Regions from separate parts of the Homo sapiens genome. Here region 1 is linked to region 2. The links are chromatin contacts, found by Hi-C or POLR2A ChIA-PET in ENCODE. All regions are on one chromosome and are shown on one strand. The core of a region is the stretch at or near the end of the contact, and the rest is flanking DNA. Distances in the headings are between cores, read along the strand shown. Region 1 overlaps RTL9 (retrotransposon Gag like 9). Region 2 overlaps AMMECR1 (AMMECR nuclear protein 1).

Region 1 (5,681 bases), core at 341-2,840, 120 kb after region 2:
AGTTTGTCTTTAGTGTCTTCAGACTCCCAGTGTGTCTCGGGGACTCAGTACTACAGTGCCACCTACATGCTGCAACACCTACTATGGCTCCTACAGGCAGCCCATCCTGCTGAGAGCTTCTCCTTCCTAACTCCTCTAAGACCTTGACCTCTGGTTTGTGTTTTCTGAAGGTAAACTGCCTTAACCTAACCTTTTCCAGAGCACATATTATATTTATTGGTGCCTTCCCAGAAAGCAATCTTTAGCTTAGGAGCAGGTAGCTCCCACGGGAGGCATGTAGGTGTTTCTGTGTTGTGGTAAGGGGAAGGGGTTGTCTGGGGGCCTCTATCAAGATACACCATGGAGGCTTCTCCTACAACCAAAGGGTGTTTGGCCCCTTTCTCAGATGGCTGAGGGCCCTGGAGTCAGATCAATAAGCATTTGAATCTTGGCTCTGCCATTCACTGATTGCATGATTTCCCACAGTTAATCTCAGTGAGCCTTCGTTTCCTCCCCTGTAAAATGGATCTAATAATAGTTCTCATCTCCTAGACGTGTTGTGAGGATGACATGAGATAACACACTTACGGTGTCCAGTACAAAATAAGCATGTAAAAATGTTAACTGTTCCCTTAAATCAATTTTTAGTAGTCTTCTGCCTCACCCCCATAACCATCCAGGTCTCTCTTCGCTTCCTTGTTTCTCTTTTCCTCTTCTCACCAACAAGTCTCTTTCTTCAAAGTCTCCCTTTCCTTTCCCAACTCCCTCCCACCAGTACGCTCAACCTTTGGCAACCCTCTGTCCCACACTTTCCAGGTCAATCCCAATTTCAGATAATCTCTCTTGATATCAAACTGCATGACCTGATTTGAATCGGAAAACAGAGTGAAACAGAGTCCCTTGCTCTGAGGAATGTTGCTATGGTCTATCTTAGATCAAGAAGACAAGAGCTGCCTTGGCAGCCCTACATCATAATCTGATGAGCATGAAGAAGGCTCACCTTGCCTATAAATATTTGTTTTTTGCCTATGAGTGATGCCAGAAACCGTCATGGTCGGCATACAATTCCTTTGAGTCAAATTGCAAGGTTTGTCTGTCAGGGTTGCCTTGGTAAGGCAGGGTTATTATTTATATCTGAGTGCAAATTCCTTGATCAGAGCCTTTCCTGTCAGGGAGAGGAGACGGAAGGGTTCCAGGGAGCCTACTCCCCACGGAAGAGGAAGGCTGTGCTAGCATGGATGGGGTATGTGAGTGTGGGAGCTCAGCTGACTGAGAGCTGTGTCCCCGGCTCCATTTTGCCTAGGGGCGAGCCCTGTGTGTTGCAACAGATGTGTGCTTTGGAATCACCAAGGTTGGGAAGCCAGGCCTCAGAGGGAGTGGCTGGAGGCTGATCTCATCCTGAAATGATGTGGGCTTGGATTCCCAGAGGGTGGAGAGGAGGACCAGTCCAGAGAGAAGGACATGCTTTTGGAGGGAGGTCTAAAGACAAAAAGAGGGCTTTAGTTATTTTTTGAGCTTAGGTGTAGGTGATGGTTGGGGGTAAGTGACAAAAGAAAATAGGTCCTGAAAGGGGGGTGTCTCCTTTCATGATTAGGAACAGAAGAATGAACTCAAGGACTGCCCCCTTTTCTTCAGGAAGCAAACAACTTCTGAGGGTGTGACAGGGTTCACTGGGTGTTCCCCTTTAAGGGAGGTTAGCCCCTACGTGAAGCTGCTTGGCTGGTAGAGGATAATTGGGTGTTCCCCAATCCAGATAAGCAGAAGCTCAGGTGCCCCTCCCTGTAGGCTTTTCAGCTTTCTTTATCACTTGCTAGGCAGGCCCTGCCATCCTTGGGAGTAGGTATGAGAGAGGGAGTTGAGAGGCCAGGCTTTCCCTGCCCCTGTTCTTCACAGAACACAGCTGAAAAAGGAAGGCCAGAGATGTGACACCCCCCAGCCCCAGGGATTCTACCACACATTGCAAACCTCACAGAGGATGCTTATTCTACAAAATTTGTGGGCATATTCATAGGTACTATGGAGCTAAATAATTTGAAAACAATAACAAAACCCATTTACTGATTATTTGGTTAATAAAGACCTCATTCCTTCAAAGTATGTTGCTAGGAGCCACTGAAAGTGGACTTGACCTGAGGAGCAGCAAGGAGCTTCCTCCTGCTGTATACACAGACACACACAGACAGACAGACAGACACACACACACGCATGCGCGCACACACATGCACATGCCCGGATCCTTCTCCAAACACGTCCATGATACCAGGGCAGCAGAATTGGGGCACATTAGAGACACAGGCTCTGCCCACATTCTGAAGCTCCCTGTCATTCCCAGGTCTTGGTGCTTGGCCAGACTCCCCTTACCCAGACTCATAGCCTCATAGCTATCATTCCAAAACCCCAAAAGCTCTGGAAACTGAGAGCCTTTGTACGTTTATGACAAACTCATTTGGCAGCGCAACTTGAACTGACATGAGGTTATTTATAGTCTTTATTTTTCACACCCTGTGTGAATATTCATGTGTTTTTGCTCCAGAAATATCAATGTACTTGATTACTGGGTACTGCCTCAGACCCCACTGGAGGTGATATATATGTGCTGTATACACCCAATCGCCTTTTAAAAGTCCAAAGCATTCTGAATTCCTTCAATTATACTAAGCCTCCCACTGTCTTATAATGATCTGTTTGGCATGTCTCCCTCATTAGCCTGTGAACTTCTTCTCCAGTGCTCAGCACACAGTCCAGCATGGGGTGGAAGCTCGACTAATGTTTTAGGAATGAAGAACGAACAGTCTTTAGTGATTCCGGAGACTTGTTGTCATGTTCTTTCTTACATCTAAACTAAAGTACGTCATGCTACCATTCGTTTATTCTGTGCCATCAATAGCGAGGAAGAACAGTTGGTCAGGCTCCTTCATTTTTTTTCCTCTTGAGGCTAAATCGTCCTTATAATCCTAATACCTTTAACCTTTTCCCCTAGATCCTCTTTTCCAATCCCTTAATCGTCTTCATTGCTGTCTTCTGAAGTCTTTACAGGTTCTTTCCTTCCGAAATTGTGGCCTAGTGCTTAGGATAGGGCTGCAAAGAGCCCAGCTATTACACATAATAGGCCTCTGGTTTCTATGGTGCTTTTCCGATCAGTTTCATTTGGCTGGGCTAAGAAGCTTTGCCTTTAAAAATACACTCGCAGGACAAACTCCAGGGGCATGAACAACTTTCACCTGAGCATGCTGGTTGGTAATAGGAAGGGAAAATAGCACTGTCTGATCATAAGAAACTGTAATTACGAAAGCTGAAAGCAACAGGTAACACATGCAGTAGGCACCTGTATACAAAAACCACTGTTGATAATTACGGTACCTCAGCCTATTATTTTTACCTTGGGAGAACCGGCCTTGTTTGTGCGCATCATGTGCCTTTTCTCTCATAAGGTTGCTAAAGGCCATTTCTGACCACTTCCCATTAAATTCAGGGAGTGAACCTGACTCTGTCAGGGTTGCTGAAAATCACCGGATTAAGTTAAACTCACTAATTAAGCCTGTTAGACTTCCTGTAACTCACGATTTTTCTTGGCATAAGTAAAAACATTTCACTCAGAGGCAAAATGTGTTATATTAATAACCAGGAAACAAGAAAATACACATAGTAGCATTTTCGGAAGCAAATTCTGTCATCCGCATTCTGTTGAAACGGCCATTGTCATTTCTCCTAATAGCCTAAAGTGTTTACTTTTGGGGTGGAAACTATACATACTGTGATGGAGATTCAGAGATACGCTTTTGTCAGTTAAATTCGAAAAATATATTCAGGTGTGCTTGTTGTGTCCCCCCCCCCCCCAAGCATGAGTCAGAGCCTTTCATGGGGTTTTGTGTAAATGTATTTTCTAAGAGGTGCTGTTGGGATTTTGCATACAGGTCATTCTTTTTAAAAAGGTCACGTTGCAATTTTTCTATCCTTTCTTGTGTTGTTATCCCTCAGGGAAGAAGATGTAGAATGCCAAATTGCAAAGGGAGCTTGTAAAGAGGGGAACATTAAAATTGGATAACCAAGAGCTCCCAGAGAGGGCCTCAATGGCTGAAAGGAGCCCCTTCTGAGCAAATGGGTAGCAGCGTAAAAGCCAAATTAACCTGGGAGGAGAAGGTATGGAACTTTTGGAGAAACACTTTGTTTACCTCACCATCTTACCATATCCAGCTGGCTGTTTCTCCAAGAATGTTAGTGCTCCAGAAGGGAGGGAAACCTGTCCCCACTGCTAATAGAAGAGGCTGAAATTTTCTTTCAGAGTTTCCAGATGTCCTTGGCAAATGCTAGCAATAGTCATTCTCTCTCTTTTAATAATTATAATAAGCTGCTTTTTAAGGGAACATTAACTGTGTGGTAGGCTCTATGCTAAGTGTTTTATATAAGGTATCTCTATTAATCTTCACTATGATCCTTCCAAAAAGGTATTGCTATTACCCTCAATTTCCATAGGAGGAAACGGGCCCAAAGAAGTTAGACAACCTGGGCAAGGTCACCCAGCTAGTAAGTGGAGGAGCCAGAACTTAAACGCAGATCCACCTGACACCAACACCTGGTTCTGAACCATGGTGTGCAAGTCCTTGTAAAGTCAAACAGTCTCTTTAATAAGCTTGACTATATTTTCTCTTTTACCAAATCACAGAACATCTGGTCTGCTTAATTTTATGAGACTGTAATTACAGCAATGAAAAGGATGTTAGCCTACTCTGAAAACCCTAGCTGAAGGGCTTTCTATTGCTTTGTTTAGAGATTTGTTCTTTTCTCTCCACCTCCACCCCCGACTCCCCAAATTGGATAGTAAGTTCTTCAAGGAAGGTTCTGGAAAGTGGTTTTTTTTTTTTCTTCAAGTTCTGTGTTACATGTGCAGAACTTGCAGTTTGGTTACTTAGGTATACAAGTGCCATGGTGGTTTGCTGCACCCATCTACCCGTCACCTACATTAGGTATTTCTCCTAATGCTATCCCTCCCCTAGCCCCCCACGCCCCACAGGCCCCGGTGTGTGATGTTCCCCTCTCTGCTTCCATGTGTTCTCATTGTTCAACTCCCACTTATGAGTGAGGACATGCGGTGTTTGGTTTTCTGATCTTGCGATAGTTTGCTGAGAATGATGGTTTCCAGCTTCATCCATGTCCCTGCAAAGGACGTGAACTCATTCTTTTTTATGGCTGCATAATATTCCATGGTGTATGTGTGCCACATTTTCTTTATCCAGTCTATCATTGATGGACATTTGGGTTGGTTCCAAGTCTTTGCTATTGTGAATAGTGCCGCAATAAACATAGGTGGGCATGTGTCTTTATAGCAGCATGATTTGTAATCCTTTGTGTATATGCCCAGTAATGGGATCGCTGGGTCAAATGGTATTTCTAGTTCTAGATCCTTGAAGAATCTCCAGTGTCTTCCACGATATTTGAACTAATTTACACACCCACCAACAGTGTAAAAGCATTCCTCTTTTTGGTTCTGGAAAGTCTTATGCTCCTCTGCTTTCTATAGTTCTCATAGTGCCTGGCATGTAGTGTGTGCTCCATAAATATTGACTGATTGATGAATGTGTGGATGTTTCATGCAATAGTTTTTGGGTTGTTCAACACCATTTCTTAATGCTAAGCAAACAGGTTAGAACCTTCAAGATGTCTGTTGTCTTAATCTAGTTGCTTGCACTGAGGTAACTTTTTAA
Region 2 (5,187 bases), core at 498-2,997:
TTGGATACCTTGAAGAAGTAGGGATACTCTGAGATTATCATTTTTATAATAAATATAATTAAGCAGGTAGTTCTTAAACGGATTCCATATCTGGAAAATGTAAGATTATGGTGCTGATGGGGTACACCATGAGAGATTATGCCTTGCTCAATCAAGTGTTTCAGGGCTTTAAGAACATCAAGGAGGAAAGCAAGCATTAACATTCAGTGAGAGCATATTATGATATTATGAATTAAGTACTATTAGGTGCTTTCATATGCATTTTCTTCTTCTCGGCAAGATTGGTTTACTTGCCCAAGACACTGTTAATATGGAGCAGACATGACACTACCAACCAAGGATATCTGGCTCTAAAGCAACAGAAAAGGTTTATCATCTCCAGCTATGAGTGAGCTGGCACACCATTTCCTTTTTTATTTCAGTCATTCTTATGGTTGATATATGGGTTAACAAAAAAAAAATGTTTATCCACTGTATACCATCAGGAACCAGACTAGCAGGAAGAAACTTCTGAGTCCACAAGGAAAAGGAAATTTTCAATCTGGGTAAGGTAGTTAAATCTGGCCTGTATGTGCAGATGTGTTATAAGAGACAGCCCATTTAAGCATGCACTGGATAACTGTTCAAAACATTTTTCATGTAAACTAAAGACATCTTTGGCAACCAGAAAAGTCAATTACTCATATTCCCCTTCTCTGGTTCAGGAATTTATTGAGAGAAGACTAAGGAAGTCTGCTATCCAAAAATACATACACCTAGGCCAAGTGAAATGCTCTGCCTGAAAATACCTAGAGAAATATCTGTTGTCTTAGTCTGTTTGGACTATTTACAATACCATAAAATGGGTAGCTCACAAATAACAAATTTATTTCTCATAGTTCTGGAGGCCAGGAAGTCCAAGATTAAGGAGCCAGCAGACTCAGTGTCTGATGCGGGCCCATTCCTCATAAACAACAACATCTTGCTGTGTCTCACACAGTGGGAAGGATGAATGAGCTCCCTTGGGCCTCTTTTATAAAAGGGCACCAATCCCATTCATGAGGGCCCCACCTTTGTGATCTAATCACCTCCCAAATAACCCCACCTCCTAATAGCATCATCTTGGAGATTAGAATTCAACATATAAATCTGGTGGGAGGTCACAAATATTCATACCGTAGCACCTGGTAAGGGTCTCTTTTCCTCCAAAGGAACAGAATACCAGAGAAAATATTTAATTAAAATAAAATGAGGCTGGGTGCAGTGGCTCACACCTGTAATCCCAATACTTTGGGAGGCCGAGGAGGGTGGATCACTTGAAGTCAGGAGTTTGAGACCAGCCTGACCAACATGGTGAAACCCCATCTCTACTAAAAATACAAAAATTAGCTGGGCGTGGTGGCACAGGCCTGTAATCCCAGCTACTCAGGAGGCTGAGGCAGGAGAATCAATCGCATGAACCCAGGAGGCGGCGGTTGCGGTGAGCTGAGATCTTGCCACTGCACTCCAGCCTGGGTGACAGAGTGAGACTCTGTCTCAAAAATAAAAATAAAAATAAAAAATAAAATGAAACTAGACAGCAAGGAAATGGCTCCAGAGGCAGGAGGGATTCAAAGGAAAAGCTGGTTAAGTCATGGTAGGACAGAACCAGAGGGGGGAAAAAAAGAGTAAGGCATCAAACTTCAGAACTAAAACTCTGAAGGCAAGAAATCATGATAGTTCCGTAGAAAGTCTCCTTCGAATATCTAGAATTTTTCCAGCTTTAGTCACCACAACTGGAAGGGAAGTTTGGTTTTGTGTTGCTCTGACAACACCTTCTTAGACTGCATGAATCTAGAAATCTTCCCTAGAGAAACCTAACATCAGGGTAGCTAAGGAGTTGTGGAGATTCCCACACTGTCTCCCCTTTTGAGGCAAATTTGCAAACTGGCAATTAAGACAGAATCTTAAGGTATCATTGATAGTTATAAGGTAAGGGCAGTGGCCATGAATGGCAGGTTCACAGGCACAATTCCTTAGCATATATTCTTCTCAAGCCATCATATACCAAAGAATGTGATCTAGGTGAAGCCAGAAGACAAAATTAGCCCACTCTTAAAATTCCTCTGACTTCTGTATCTATACTGGATGGTGGGGGAAGGTTGGGGTGGAGAGGGGGTAAACAATCTTAAAGGAACTATTCAGTCAAGCTTGGCCAAGGCCACACAAAGTACCAAAGAATGAATTACACAGGGGTCAGTCTGAAATTCATGGAGTTCTCCCAAGGTAGTCATCACCAGTGATGGCAACAGAAGTTGGAGCTAAGAAAATTCAAGCGTGAAAGCCATATGAGCTCTTCATATCCTTTAGGTCTTAGACTATCACCTCCTCAAAGAGACCCAACTACCATCCTTTAGACAGGGTTCTCAACCCATCTAAAGTAGAGGATAGCAACTCTGTTGTTCTCTATGGCAATCCCTGTTCACTTATCCCAATAAAATTAGTCATCTGTCCCACTAGACTATAAGCTTTATGAAAACAAAGACCCTGCCTAACCTTTTCATTATTATATCCACAGTGCTTAGAACGGTGCCTAGAACACCATAAGTACTGAATAATGATTTGCTGAATAAAAAATAATTAGTATGTAACAATGACTCAAAGTGTGGTCCCTGGACCAGCAACGTTGGCATCACTGGGAACTTACTAGAAATTAAGTCTCAAGTTTAATTTTACACACTTAATTCTCACACTTACTGAATCAGAAACTGGGAGTAACAAGCCCTTCAGGTGGTTTTCATGCATTCTCAAGTTTGAGGACCAGTGGTATACAAGAAGAATGTATAAAAATTCATCTACCAAGAGTATAGAAATACTTATTTCCTGGTGGTACCAAGTAAAAAGGTGAAATTTCTTCTATAATGGGGTTGGAGTCATTGGTAGTTCATCCACAATTCTAAGCCTGGTATGTACACAACTAATATCTTATTGGAATGTAGCAAGGATTTCCAAATGCAGAATCTTGAAAAACTCAAACTCTCTAAGTATATTTCCTTATCTGTGAAAAGGGAACACTACCAATCTCACAGGTGGTTAGGATTAAATGAGATTTTAAAAATATTTTACCCAACTTCTCATACATAGTAAACACTCAATACATGGTAGTAGTAGTAGTACTGCTTCTTACTGAATGTGTTTTCGGAGGCCTCTGAAGATGAGTATCTCACAGAACAGTTTTCAACCCCCAAGAGCACCCTGGGAAAAAAGAAAGTGTCCCATTTTTCAAAAGAGTACATCCTATTACCAAAATGCTAGGATACAAGTAGCTTTGTGAGAGTATAAGGATACACAATTTGCTGGACTCCAGAGGCAAGGAGACACCAAAGAAAAGAGATAAATTAACTCACAAAGGGTTAAAGTAAGTGTGGGAGATACAAGATGGGAGCAAAATCAGAGACTGCTGGCAGTTAGGATGGCAGGGTTGAAAGAGCAAGGCTATGCTGTGATGAACTGTTTTCAGTTGGCAAGAAGGAAGTCCTTATATGCCTGATGTCCATATTTTCCAAGCCAAAAACTGGCATAACGTCTAACGAACATAAGTATACTTATGGACACAATGGGACAAAATGAAATCAGGGCTGTCCTGGAAATCCAGAATATATGGTTACTATCTGGAAATGGTCTGTTTTTAAAAGAACCCAACCCCAGCATGACTAAAGAACTGCATAGAGTTTCACAATACCCTTATACAGTCTCTAGTTATGACTCACCTGAATGATGAATGCTCAATGGGCACATGACCATTAAAAAATTAGAGCATGGGCCGGGCGTAATGGCTCACTCCTGTAATCCTAACACTTTGGGAGGCCCAGGCAGCCGGATCACTTGAGCCCATGAGTTTGAGACCACCCTGAGCAACATAGCAAAAACCCGTCTCTACAAAAAATTTACAAAAATTAGCCAGGCATGGTGTTGTGCGCCTGTAGTCCTAGGTACTTGGGAGGCTCAGGTGGGAGGATCACCTGAGCCTGGGAGGTTGAGGCTGCAGTGAGCTGTGATTGTGCCACTGCCCTCCAGCCTGGGTGGCAGAGTGAGACCCTGTCTCAAAAAAAAAAAAAAAAATTAGAGCATGTATGCAAAGTTACTTAACGTCATCTTCTCTGTCCTCCCATTCCACCAGCTCCTTCCGGTTTCATAAATTCATTGGCCATCTGGAGACCTTAGTTAAAAAAAATCATGAGGCTAATCCCTAGTATCCTACATTAGTTACTACTGAATTTTGATACCAGTTCAAGGGTCCTTTTGGGGTATCTGATTATCTTTGATAGCCAGGAGGCCCACAAGGTGCTTCAATACTAAATTACGTTCATAAGTTAATAGTTTCTTGAGCTCCAATAGACAACTAAGTAGAATTTTCAACCACTGGTTAAAAGAGATAATGGTCTTACTGCCAATGATTCTGTCAATTATGAGACCAGCTACTATCATGTGAGAGATAGGTGAGTTTAAACAGTTTGCCTTCTTGTGAAGGTAGTGGGTTTAAGAAAAAGAACTCCAGCTATCAGAATTCAAGAGTAGGGTGTCAAAAGAGGGGATGAAGGATAAACTATCTCTTACTATTGTGTTACCTTTCCATACAGAAACATTTTTCTCAAATAGAACCAAAATGCAGAGACACACTAACTGGTGTAGTCACCTAATGTGACTGAGACTGAGGAGGAGTCGTTGAATCAGATGATCTTTTTACTTCAGGGAAGTGCCTCCAGACCTAGTTGACAAAAACTGTCAAATTGTTTTGGTTTCTTCTCCAATCCTGGAAAACACAGACCACCTTGTTGTAGTTGTAGGGAGGACATCTATTAGACCTCAGAGTTACAGTAATGAGGATGTCTTGTTCCAATTTCTATCTGCAGCAGTTCACACTTCCTTATGTAACCAGGGGCTCCCTGGTTTCCTGAGTATCACCATTCTGGGGAAGAAATCAGTGTGTATACTGATGCTCAGAATACCCGACCTCAACAATTTCTTATACCTTAATCTTCCAAGTTACTAGTCTACATGACACTGTCTAGTACAGGGTAGAGTTGTGAATACCATACCCCTGAAAGACTTAGTCTGTTACCGGGAAGCAAGTCAAAACTAGGTATTCAAAGCATAGAGTGGCTGGAATAAAAGAGACTAAAAAGAAAGCTAAGAAGTTTCCTTGCCCCATTCTTTCGCAATAGAGAG

Evidence for each region. A loop is a pair of places that touch in the nucleus more often than their neighbours do. ChIA-PET counts read pairs that join two places held with the same protein, here RNA polymerase II (POLR2A). Pooled maps may share reads with other maps.
Region 1: a map of PC-9 shows a loop between it and region 2 (8-fold over the local background). The contact joins two enhancer-like sites. A Hi-C loop is called at or near these places in 1 of 168 maps with a recorded cell type or tissue (PC-9) and 4 of 50 pooled maps. POLR2A ChIA-PET finds 5 or more read pairs at or near these places in 3 of 52 experiments (OCI-LY7, PC-9 and activated CD4-positive, alpha-beta T cell).

What each region holds. Positions count from the first base shown.
Region 1 is chrX:110,401,286-110,406,966 of GRCh38, forward strand. The region is part of intron 1 of RTL9 (retrotransposon Gag like 9); the gene reads left to right. It also overlaps a transcript of AMMECR1 not described here. Among named protein-coding and RNA genes, the nearest start is that of RTL9, 45 kb to the left of the region's middle. Within about 2 kb of position 1,591, at least 3 of the 41 ENCODE cell types and tissues checked have a DNase peak (open chromatin) inside an H3K27ac peak, as active enhancers do.
Region 2 is chrX:110,282,609-110,287,795 of GRCh38, forward strand. All of the region lies in intron 1 of AMMECR1 (AMMECR nuclear protein 1), which reads right to left. Among named protein-coding and RNA genes, the nearest start is that of AMMECR1, 33 kb to the right of the region's middle. Within about 2 kb of position 1,748, at least 2 of the 41 ENCODE cell types and tissues checked have a DNase peak (open chromatin) inside an H3K27ac peak, as active enhancers do.